2 separate regions of the Homo sapiens genome follow, and region 2 is linked to region 1. The links are chromatin contacts, found by Hi-C in ENCODE. All regions are on one chromosome and are shown on one strand. Each heading gives the region's core, a stretch centred on a gene start or an enhancer-like site at or near the end of the contact. The rest is flanking DNA. Distances are from core to core; before and after follow the strand shown.

What was found. A loop is a pair of places that touch in the nucleus more often than their neighbours do. Pooled maps may share reads with other maps.
Region 2: a map of heart left ventricle shows a loop between it and region 1 (17-fold over the local background). The contact joins two enhancer-like sites. A Hi-C loop is called at or near these places in 3 of 168 maps with a recorded cell type or tissue (Right ventricle myocardium inferior, heart left ventricle and heart right ventricle) and 6 of 50 pooled maps.

The regions. Positions count from the first base shown.
Region 1 is chr5:16,416,580-16,422,652 of GRCh38, forward strand. All of the region lies in intron 7 of LINC02150 (long intergenic non-protein coding RNA 2150), which reads right to left. Among named protein-coding and RNA genes, the nearest start is that of LINC02150, 21 kb to the right of the region's middle. Within about 2 kb of position 1,957, at least 3 of the 41 ENCODE cell types and tissues checked have a DNase peak (open chromatin) inside an H3K27ac peak, as active enhancers do.
Region 2 is chr5:16,375,926-16,382,193 of GRCh38, forward strand. The region is part of intron 8 of LINC02150 (long intergenic non-protein coding RNA 2150); the gene reads right to left. Among named protein-coding and RNA genes, the nearest start is that of LINC02150, 62 kb to the right of the region's middle. Within about 2 kb of position 2,951, at least 3 of the 41 ENCODE cell types and tissues checked have a DNase peak (open chromatin) inside an H3K27ac peak, as active enhancers do.

The sequences.
Region 1 (6,073 bases), core at 707-3,206:
AGCCTAGCCAGCATGGTGAAACCTCATCTCTACTAAAAATACAAAAATTAGCCAGGCATGGTGGCTGGTGCCTGTAATCCCGGCTACTTGGGAGGCTGAGGCAGGAGAATAGCTTGAACCCAGGGGGCGGAGGTTGCAGTGAGCCGAGATCACTCCATTGCACTCCAGCCTGGGTGACTCTGTCTCAAAAATAAAAGAATTCTGGACTGTAATTTTTAAAATTTAAAATAAACATACACACTCTTTTACACAATAATTTCACTTTTGAGAAATGATACAAATTATAGACAAATTTTCCTTTTAAAATTATTTGTAATAGAAAGAAACTAAGTGTATCTATTTAGATTATAGTAATTCCTTTCATTATAATATGTAGCCTTTGATTATGTCAAGGAGCAATTTTTAAAGACACGAAAATGTGCTTTATTCTTTGTTAACTAAAATATATATCAAGATTATAATATCTCATATAAGTGAAATATATATTACATAAAAGACTGGATTTATTTCTAAATAAGGCCATGATTATTATTAAAGGGCATGTATAATTATGGCTAAGATTGCAGGTTCCAGAGTGAATTGGAGCCTCAGCCCAGCCACACAACACCTATGATCTCAGACAAATTACTTTGTCTCCATTTTCTAAACTCCCCAGTGGGGATAAGGATGGTACTTACAAAGTATCTACCTAGTAAGTGCTTAATAAGTCTTGGCTATTATTACCATTCCCAGTATCAAGCATATAATAAATGATGACTATTGGTTGCCTGAAATTTGATTATTTGTATGGATCGTACTGTCAACTTGAAATAAAAATACATAAAAAGGATTTATTTAGGAATAAACAAAGAAATAGGATTACAATTTCGGACAGATACAGAGACCAGTGTGGTCTCTGGTATGTCCAGAAAACAAAGGAAAGTTAGAGTTTTACTAGGGAGAGAGGAGGGTATACAAGTTGTTTTGAAAGAAAGCTCGTTGGTGTTGGCATCATCTAACAAGAGCTGGCAAATTCTGATTGACAAGTGTCAGCAGTTGCTAGGTCGGACTTGTAATCTTGGAGTTATGTTTAAGCCCTTGTAGTTTTGAACTGGGCTTGTGAGACAGTTTTTGAAACAAGCAGGTGTTCTTGTATAAGTGGCTAGCCGTCCTTGTGCTGCTAACTTGCCTTGAGTGACTCACGTAGTAAGCTGCAGTTTGAAAACATTTCTTGTGATAGTTCCCATTATCAGGAAAATTGTGCATGAGAGCCCTCCATGGCCTTCCCCAGCTCCATTTGCTAGGGTTTGACACAAGGGACTCCATTTTTGTTATGACAACTTTCACACCACAGTTGACCCTTGAACAACATGGGGGCTAAGGGGCTAACCCTCTGCGCAATAGAAAATCCATGTATAACTTTTAACTCACCAATAACTTAACTAATAGCCTACTGTTGACCAAAGCCTGACCAGTAACACAACCAGTCAGTTAACCACATATTTTGTACTTTATATATATTATATACTGCATTCTTGACAATAAACTAGAGAAAAGAAAATGTTATTGAGACAATCACACAGAAAAGAAAATCTATGTCCTATTCATTAAGTAGAAGTGGATCATCCTGAAGGGCTTCATCCTTGTTGTCTTCACCTTGAGTCAGCTGAGCAGGAACAGGAGGGAGAAGAGGGGCTGGTCTTGCTGTCTCATGGGTAACAGAGGTAGAAGAAAATTCTCATCTAAGTGGATGCGCACTGTTCAAACTCATGTCAAGGGTATTTATAATTTTCCAAAGGGCTGTTGCCACCTTATTGCATTTTATTCTAATAATAACAGTCAGATGATAACTGTTCACAAAATGAAGATGAAAACTTAGCTACAGAGAAGTCGGCCAGACTTTCCTGCGTGACCTTGGTAGTCTGCTGGTGATTCAGAATCTCCCTACCTCAGCCTCCTGGCTTCACTCAGCCAAGACTCCTTATCCACCAACAATAAACAGCACCATGTGGCTGGCTGTTCACCACTGTCCATCAGGCCCAGACATTGTTTTTAATCCCTCTACTCTAACAGAAAATGGTTCCAAATTCCAGGACTGAAGCGATAAGAGCTCCCCTGCTAAGCACTCAGAAGCCAGATGCCATTTAATGTGCCTGGGGCCGCCGATAACTGATAGCACTCCACTACTCCAGCTAAATTTAATTTCTCCTGCCTCTGCTCGGCTTGTCTGGGCACCTTTAGAAGGGTGTTGTCCTGACAGCTGTCTTGATTCTGATGAGCTTTGTCTGCACCTGATTAGCATTCTATTTCTATGCAAATAAGCACTTGCCTTTGTGGCTCCTGGATTAATGGACACTGTGAATTGGAGCCCTGGTCTTCAGAATCCAGAGAGCTGTGGAATAAAAGGGGTGGATGGGACTTTACAGAATCAGAAGCCAAATGTCTTCATTTTAAAGATGAGGAAAGTGGGGCTGAGAGTGACCTAGTGGGTTTCCCAGGTGCATATCACTAGTGAGTGCAGTCAGTCCCAAAATTTGGATTATCATAGCCCATATTTTTATCTCTATGCTATAAGCCCCAGTTCAAATGAAAAAAAAGTTACAGATTTCTGATTACTATCAATTATTCAGTGTGTGTGTGTTTGTGAGAGAGAGAGAGAGAGAAAGGGAGAGGGAGAGGAAGGGAGAGAGATGCAAAAACAGAGGTAGGAGTGCATTTCTCCAAAGTGTAGGACTCACTCCTTTAAAGGGAGTGCTCAGTTAATAAATTCTAAAAAAAACTTCTATTTTTTAAATAAAAGTTATATTTAGTAAATGTATATGTTTAAATTATTGACCATTTTATTTGCTGAACAGTTTCATTAAGCTGATACTAAGAGTACAAACACATACTATGAAATGAATGACCAATAAATTTTTTTTTTTTTTTTTTGAGGCAGAGTCTCATTCTGTCACCCAGGCTGGAGTGCAATGGCGCTATCTCCGCTCACTGCAAGCTCCGCCTCCTGGGTTCACGCCATTCTCCCGCCTCAGCCTCCCGAGTAGCTGGGACTACAGGCGCCCGCCACCACGCCCAGCTAATTTTTTTTTTTTTTTTTGTATTTTTAGTAGAGACAGGGTTTCACCATGTTAGCCAGGATGGTCTCGATCTCCTGACCTTGTGATCCACCCACCTCGGCCTCCCAAAGTGCTGGGATTACAGGCGTGAGCCACTGCACCCGGCCCCTAAATATTTTAATATAAAAGGAGAGAGAAGGTTGTGGGGAGAAGCTATAAGTCAAAGGGAAAGATAAAAGAGGGGCACATCATTTGAAGATGAAACAGAAGGGAACCACGATTGCTTCATAAAAAAGTAAATTATTATAACTGACTTCCACCTCCCATAAATAATGGCAAATCAGCCACAGTCCTTGTCAGGCCTCTGAGCCCAAGCTAAGCCATCATATCCCCTGTGACCTGCACGTACACATCCAGATGGCCGGTTCTTGCCTTAACTGATGACATTCCACCACAAAAGAAGTGAAAATGGCCTGTTCCTGCCTTAACTGATGACATTGTCTTGTGAAATTACTTCTCCTGGCTCATCCTGGCTCAAAAGCTCCCCTACTGAGCACCTTGTAACCCCCACTCTGCCTGCCAGAGAACAACCCCCTTTGACTGTAATTTTCCTTTACCTACTCAAATCCTATCAAACGGCCCCACCCCTATCGCCCTTCGCTGACTCTCTTTTCGGACTCAGCCCACCTGCACCCAGGTGAAATAAACAGCTTTATTGCTCACACAAAGCCTGTTTGGTGGTCTCTTCACACGGACGCGAGTGAAATTTGGTGCCATGACTCGGATCGGGGGACCTCCCTTGGGAGATCAATACCCTGTCCTCCTGCTCTTTGCTCCCTGAGAAAGATCCACCTATGACCTCAGGTCCTCAGACCAACCAGCCCAAGGAACATCTCACCAATTTTAAATCGGGTAAGCGACCTCTTTTTACTCTCTTCTCCAGCCTCCCTCACTATCCCTCAACCTCTTTCTCCTTTCAATCTTGGTGCCACACTTCAATCTCTCCCTTCTCTAATTTCAATTCCTTTCATTTTCCGGTAGAGACAAAGGAGACACGTTTTATCCGTGGACCCAAAACTCTGGCGCCAGTCACGGACTAGGGAAGGCAGCCTTCCTTTGGTGTTTAATCACTGCAGGGACACCTGATTATTAACCCAGGTTTCAGAGGTGTGAGACCATGCAGGGACGCCTGCCTTGGTCCTTCACCCTTAGCAGCAAATCCCGCTTTTCTGGGGGAGGTGCAAGTTCCCCAACCCCTTTTCTCCGTGTCTCTACCCCTTCTCTGCTTTTCTGGGGCAGGGGCAAGAAACCCCCAACCCCTTCTCCTTCACCCTTAGCGGCAAGTCCTGCTTTTCTAGGGGAGGGACAAGTACCCCAACCTCGTATCTCTGTGCCCCAACCTCTTATATCTCTGTGCCCTGATCCCTTATTTCCACACCCCAACCTCTTATATCTCTGCGCCCCAATCCCTTATTTCCACGCCCCAACCTCTTATATCTCTGCGCCTTGATCCCTTATTTCCATGCCCTGACCTTGTATCTCTGTGCCCCGACCCCTTTCCCACTTTTCTGGAGGGTAAGAACCCCCGAACCACTTCCCTCCGTGTCTCTACTCTCCCTTTTCTTTAAACTTGCCTCCTTCACTATAGGCAACCTTCCACCCTCCATTCCTCCTTCTTCTCCCTTAGCCTGTGTTCTCAAAAACTTAAAACCTCTTCAACTCACACCTGACCTAAAACCTAAATGTCTTATTTTCTTCTGCAATTCCTCTTGACCCCAATACAAACTGGACAGTAGTTCCAAACAGCCAGAAAACGGCACTTTCAATTTTTCCATCCTGCAAGATCTAAATAATTCTTGTCATAAAATGGGCAAACAGTCTGAGGTGCCTGACGTCTAGGCATTCTTTTACACATCAGTCCCTCCCTAGTCTCTGTGCCCAGTGCAACTCGTCCCAAATCTTCCTTCTTTCCCTCCCGCCTGTCCCCAGTCCCAACCCCAAGCGTCACTGAGTCTTTCTAATCTTCCTTTTCTACAGACCCATCTGACCTCTCCCCTCCTCCCCAGGCTGCTCCTCACCAGGCCGAGCTAGGTCCCAATTCTTCCTCAGCCTCTGCTCCTCCACGCTATAATCTTTTTATCACCTCCCCTCCTCACACCCGGTCCGGTTTACAGTTTCATTCCGTGAGTAGCCCTCCCCCACCTGCCCAGCAATTTCCTCTTAAAAAGGTGGCTGAAGCTAAAGGCATAGTCAAGGTTAATGCTCCTTTTTCTTTATCAGATCTCTCCCAAATCAGTGAGCATTTAGGCTCTTTCATCAAATATGAAAAACCCAGTCCAGTTCATGGCTCGTTCGGCAGCAACCCTGAGATGCTTTACAGCCCTAGACCCTAAAAGGTCAAAAGGCCGTCTTATTCTCAATATACATTTTATTACCCAATCTGCTCCCGACATTAAATAAAACTCCAAAAATTAAATTCTGGCCTTCAAACCCCAGAACAGGATTTAATTAACCTTGCCTTCAAGGAGTAAAATAATAGAAAAAAGTTGCAATTCCTTGCCTCCACTGTGAGACAAACCCCAGCCACATCTCTAGCACACAAGAACTTCCAAACGCCTGAACCTCAGCGGCCAGGCATTCCTCCAGAACCTCCTCCCCCAGAAGCTTGCTACAAGTGTCAGAAATCTGGCCACCAGGCTAAGGAATGCCCGCAGCCCAGGATTCCTCCTAAGCTGCATCCCATCTGTGTGGGACGCCACTGGAAATTGGACTGTCCAACTCACCTGGCAGCCACTCCCAGAGCCCCTGGAACTCTGGCCCAAGGCTCTCTGACTCCTTCCCAGATCTTCTTGGCTTAGCAGCTGAAGACTGATGCTGCCCAATCACCTCGGAAGCCCCCCAGACCATCACGGACGCCGAGCTTCCGGTAACTCTCACAGTGGAAGGTAAGTCCGTCCCCTTAGTCAATACGGAGGCTACCCACTCCACATTACCTTCTTTTCAAGGGCCTGTTTCTGTTGCCTCCATAACTGTTGTGG
Region 2 (6,268 bases), core at 1,701-4,200, 40 kb before region 1:
TTCCTGTTATGTGCTTTCAAGATACTAATTTATTTATTCGTGCTTCAGTGAGACTTAAGTTTATGATGGTCAATAAGCTGACACTGCTGTTAAATGATGCAAGCTCTCTGCTGGGGAGCATTGCCAGGTTGGAGGGAGAGGGTGCTTCTCTCACAGAATTCTTTTCCCATTCTCTGGATGAGTCTCTAGTCACAAGCTTAATTGTGTATAGCACTGACCACTGTCCACAGTTTGTTGAGTTGAGACCACGCAATTTACTTTCTTTTGAGTTTCTGAGAAATCTGATGAAACCCTAGACATTGAAGCCACTAAACTTATTTCCATTCATTAATAGGCAAGGAAATCATTTATTCTTTTCACTGAACTTCTCTACACAAAATGAAATACTCAGAAAATAGGCATAAATGTAGATCACGAAATAACATTGGCTTTCAACTTTAGTTCACCTGCTTGAAAACATGTTCATATTCAAACATAAATGAGGCATTATTGGAATATCATGTCATGGTGTCTTTCTCTCCTTAAGAGAAATGTGCTCTGTATCATTGGCAGGCTTTCTACATGGATACATTTGTGATAAGACTGTGATTTGGGGGTTGGGTTTTTTGGGGGTTTTTTTTATTGTTGTTGTTTTGCTTTTTGAGACAGGGTCTCACTCTGTCACCCAGGCTGGAGTGCAGTGGCGCGATCTTGGCTCACTGCAACCTCTGCCTCCTGGACTCAAGCAAATCTCCTGCCTCAGCCTCCCAAGTAGCTGGGATTACAGATGCCTGCCACCACACCTGGTTAATTTTTGTATTTTAGTAGAGACAGGGGTTTCACCATTTTGGCCAGGCTGGTATTTGAACTCCTGACCTCTGGTGATCCGCCTGCCTTGGCCTCCCAAGGTGCGGGGATTACAAGCATGAGCCACCGCTCCCAGCAACTGTGATCTTAAAGATCTTAAATGCCAAAAGGAATATCCTGATGGGAAGGAAATGGCTCCACAAAGCTAGGAAATGGCTTGTTTCCAAACCACCTGCTCCATACTGCCGTTTCATTCACAGCCAAATTCTTCAACCTAACTTGGGTGTCTCTATGGGACCAAACTTCTCCAAAGGAACCTCCTCCAATAGCCTTCTTTATTCTGACCACTTTCAATGTGTTGCTTTCTTGCCATAGGCCTTAAATAACCTTGCTTCCAAACATTTTTCCCATCCTCTTCTAATTTTGTCTTATCATTAAGCTCCCAGCTTCTAGGAGAACGTCTCAGATGAGCTCTTCTACACTGTCCCTCCAGCATTCTCTGCCCAAGCCTGGCATGTGCTTTGCACCACTTTGCTTACAGATACGGTACTTTGGCTTACTCTTGTGTCTGTGCTATGCACGCACTTGGGGATGTGGTGTGTGTGTGTGTGTGTGTGTGTGTCTTAATCACTTTGGGCTGCTATAATAAATTACCATAGACTAGGTGGCTTATAGGCAACAGAAATTTACTTCTCACGTTTCTGGAGTTTGCAAGGCCTAGATGAAGTCCCCAGCAGATTCCATGTCCGGTGAGGACTTGCTTCCTTGTTCACAGATGGCATCTTCTCGCTGTGTCTCACACAATGGAAGGAGCAGGCAGCTCTCTGTGACCTCTTTATGCTGGCACTAAGTCCACTCATAAAGGTTCTGCCCTCATGAACTAAGTACCTCCCAAAGACCCCAACTCCTAATATTCTCACTTGGGGGGTTAGGATTTCAGCATATGAATGGGGGGCATAAACATTCATATTAGAGCTGTGTGTGTGTGTGTGTGTGTGTGTGTGTGTGCGTGTGTGTGTGTGTGATGTTTCTCCAACTAGCTCTATAGATTCTGGAATTCTGTTATTTATATTTTACATTTCTGCTTGCCCAGATCCTCACAGTTGGTAGATGATCAAAACAACATGCTCATCAAATGAACCAAGAGAAGGAAAAGCCCTTCTTGAAATTTAAAAATTCAACCCCCGAGCCATCCTTCTCATGAAATCATCCACAATATCCCCCACTCACCACACCAACCCATGTTAGAATTAAATAAATGTTCCTTTGTCTGGGCTCTTAGAGAGCTTGGCGTTTTCCTTTTAGCACTTGAGCACATACTCTGGCTTGTCATATATCTGCTTGCATGTGTTTTTGTCCCCTCTGGGCTGTGACTGCACTGAGATCAGGAATCGTATTTACTAAGGGTCTACTGTGTGCATGATAGCAGCTTGACACGCGAATCTCTAATCCATATAATGGCCATTCTGTGTCGATATTAAAATCTCCATTTTAAAGATGAGAAAACTGTGGCTTATAGAGATGGAAGTAATACACAGTGGGTAAGAAGCTGAGCTATGATGTTGTTCTCAAGGTCATGCTTCTGCTCCTCCCCTGTGTTTTCCTGTAGGAGAGGGGTGCCGAATTCTCGTTCCCTAAGACTCCAGGCTTCTCCCTGTCCCCTTACTCCCTCCTCCTCAGAAAGCTGAAAAGCTGTCTCAGTGTGATGGTTTTGTCTGGAAGGAGAACCTGGAGGCACTTTCTTCTTCTCTTCCTTTCTCTTCCATTTTTCTCTGCTTCTAATCACTGTAAGTCTTTTGGAAGAAGCTTCGGTTCCTGTAGCCAAAGGCATGGGGGATTGTAGTTTGGGAGATCTAAACTCAAACTCACTAATACCTAGCACGGTATGTCAGCAATCTTAGAAAAGAGACCAGAAGTAAAATTTCAGAAGAATAAAATGTATGTAGAGCGTTTGAGCCAGCAAAGTGGATTTGAGCCTTGGATCTTAGTGTATGAGCAGGTGTTTTAACTTTGGAAGGTTTAGAGGATCATACACAATGGTTAATACAACTGTGAAATTGGATTTTAACCACTACAGCCCGGGCAAATGCTTTAAGCCTTGAGCTATGTACTACTTGACCTTGGTAAGTGGCTGTGGCATATGCCTTTGTTCACAGGCCATTGACAGCTTACAGAGAGGCAGGGTTGCTTGCATAGTGCCAAAAGCTGATAAGGTGTCCCAGCCTCATCAAAAGGGCAAGGTAGTTCAAGGATTAGCGAAGGCACAGGGGACCACACAGCCACCAAAAAGCTAAGCTTAGTTCACACAGGTGTCCTCCATAGATGGTGTCTCTTGGAGCTTGTGAGCCAATCCTGGCCCTACAGGCTCAACACAGGTGTGGGCCGTTAGCATGTGAAGGTGGCCTCTGCATACAGGTGCTTCAAGGGGCCCTTGACCTACACAGGTGCAAGATTTCCTAAGCAGACACAGGTAAAGCAATGATTCATCTATAGAGAAAAGAGAACTGAGACATTAGGGTTCGGAACCTATTTGCTGTTTTTAAATTACAGTGCTAGAGAATTGCATTTGCACTGCAGAGCACTAAGTAAGGTTCTAGATTTAAATTGTTAGTGCCAAGCATAAGAAGGCAAAGCAAATGGAAAATGCGAATTAGGAGGTGATGAATATGGTGGATGGCAAAAATAGAAAGATCAATTACTGGAGATGGGGTGACCATCATGGCAAATTTCTAGTTTGCAACGAGGTATGCTAGTATGATAGTGGAGGTGTACATGTGTGGATTTTCCTCCCAGACATGGTACCTGCCCTTGCTTGGAGACTGTTTTTCCCCATTATGTTTTTCAAAGCTCATGAATTCATGACAACTAGCATCATCTGGAGAAGACAGTAGCTGGGCAGATTTCCCTAGCTATCTTATCCCTGACTCATCTGATTCTCTGCTGTTTTCTGTGACAAACTACTTTGCTGGCTTCTAGAAACCTAATTTTGCTGGAAATAGCTGCCCCTGGAGTTAGGAATGGGCTGCTTTGCTCAATTTGGTGGATGTGGGGTCAGGGTTCTGATATATGTTCTATTAACTCTTTAAATTATTTTATAAGAATTTTTTTTTAATCTTAAGGAAACCAGAAAATAACAAGTGTTGGTATGGATGTGGAAAAATTGGGTGGCGAGTTGGGGGAAAGAAAGGCATTGAAGAACTTTTGACTGAACTAATATCACTTCTGAGACCTAAAAAGAACTATGCCCATTCCAGATAGAAACAAACTAGGCATCTCCCTAGACTACAGTCCTCAAAGTATGGCTCATCGGCCATTAACGGTTCTCCGGACATTTTCAGGGGTTCTGCCATGTCAAAACGATTTTCAAAATAAAAGTAAGATGGTATTTGTGAGTCTGTTTTTTCCATTTATTGACATTTGCACTGGTGGCACAAAAGCATGGGGAGGTAAAGAGCTTGCCCTTAGCATATGTCAAGACACAGCACTGATGGGCTTCAGGACATGCTACTCCAAAATATGGTACCTCGACATTTGAGAAAACAGCAGAAACAGCAGAGGAAGGTCCCCTTAAAGCAAGCCATAAAACGTAGAAAGAATTCTCTGACCTTCCTCTGGACCAGGTCATAAGACCCTCATGTGAGAGATGCCCACCCTATACCCAGAGGAAAGAGATGTCCTTGTCTCTGCAGACAGAAACACAAAGAACAATGTAGACAAACAGGACTTGCTAAGTTTCCCCCAACTTATTACCATTAAACCATACCCCTTTTGTCCAAGCATACTTTTCCACAAGTATTCACTTCTTCACCAAACTTAGCATAAAAAGATATAGGTTCCCCTATTCCTTTGTTTCTTCATTTCCTTATGAAGGCTCCTATGTCACGTAAAACTAATTAAGTCAATCTATCATTTTTTATAGGAACCCTGCCATGAACTTTGCTACAGGTGAGGAAAAGACACTACCTTCTCTCTTCTCTCCACTATGACACCCAAGTATACTAGCAGTCATTGAATTATTCACCATCAAGCACTCACACACAAAAAAAATTAAGTCACTTTCACTTAAGACTGTCCTTAATGAAACTGTAAAAAAATATTAGTTTTATTAAATCTTATCGATTGAGGACATGTCCTTTTAATAGTTCATGTGACAAAGTGGGAAGTTGCATAGATTACATTTGCAACATACCAAAGTATGAAGGTTGTTTCAAGGGCAAGCACTGTGCAGTTGTTTAGATTAAGAGAGAACTAGGCTTTTTCTTTTCTTTTTTTAAATGAGCATTTCTTTTATCTTAATGGAACTACTGTGATTATTCAAACCTGGGTATTTGACAACTATTTGCTCAAAAATAAACAAGGAAAGCCTGTCACTTCAAGGAGAATAGCTGACAATAATTGTCACTAATAATAAAATTCAAGCTTTCAAGTGAAAATCAGGATTTTAAAAAACATGTGTCCAGCACTGTGAGCTTGACAGCTTCTTAATACCGAAAGACTTTTCTGATGAGGTGCATGGAAATATTACCAAATATGATTTTTTGGTATTGTATAATGAAACGTGTCAAGATTTGGGAGATCTGCCTAACTCAGTGAACCAATATTTTCCATATGACCAACATATGATGTTAACAAAATTATGCATGGATAAGGGATTCTTTCAAAATGCAAGATGCTATCATGGATTTTAATACAGCAACGTGTGAAAACTTCACTGACCTGGTTTCAGATTCAACGCATTGCACTAACTTTTCAGAAACTACCACTTGTCAATCATCATCATAATATCAAATAAGAAAATCCACCATTATCTGAAACTGGTATAAAAATATGCCTGCCTTTTCCAACTGCATGTCTGTGTGAGGCTGAATTTTCTTCAGATTATTCAACCAAAAAACATATTGCAACAGATTGAAGGCAAGAGCAGAATCCAGCTGCCTTCTATTAAACCAAACATGAGAAGGATTCGCCAACATGAAAAAAAAAAAGCTACACTTTTTCACTATATTTTTTAATTTATTTTTAATTGACAAATAATTTCATATATTTATGGGGTACAATGTGATGTGTTGATATATATCATATATATCAAATATAATATATATATGGTCTACCATGTATATGGTATAATAATTAAATATAACTAATTAACATATCTATCACCTCATATACCTAACATTTTTTGTGGTAAAAAAAATGAAGTCTCCTCTTTTAGCAGTTTTGAAATGTACAGTTTTGAATTATTATTAACTATAGTCATCATGCTTTGCGATGATTACTAAAATATTTCTCATGCATCACTGAAATTTTGCACAGTTTGACCAGTATCTTCTCATACCCCATTTCATAAATACATGCTATCTATGTTAAGTTGAAATGGGTTTATTTTGTTATATTTAAATGAATAAGTATTTTTAAATGCCTCAGTTTTAATTTATAATATAATAAATATTAATAAGTACTTTGGTGTTTTCAACAATTACTC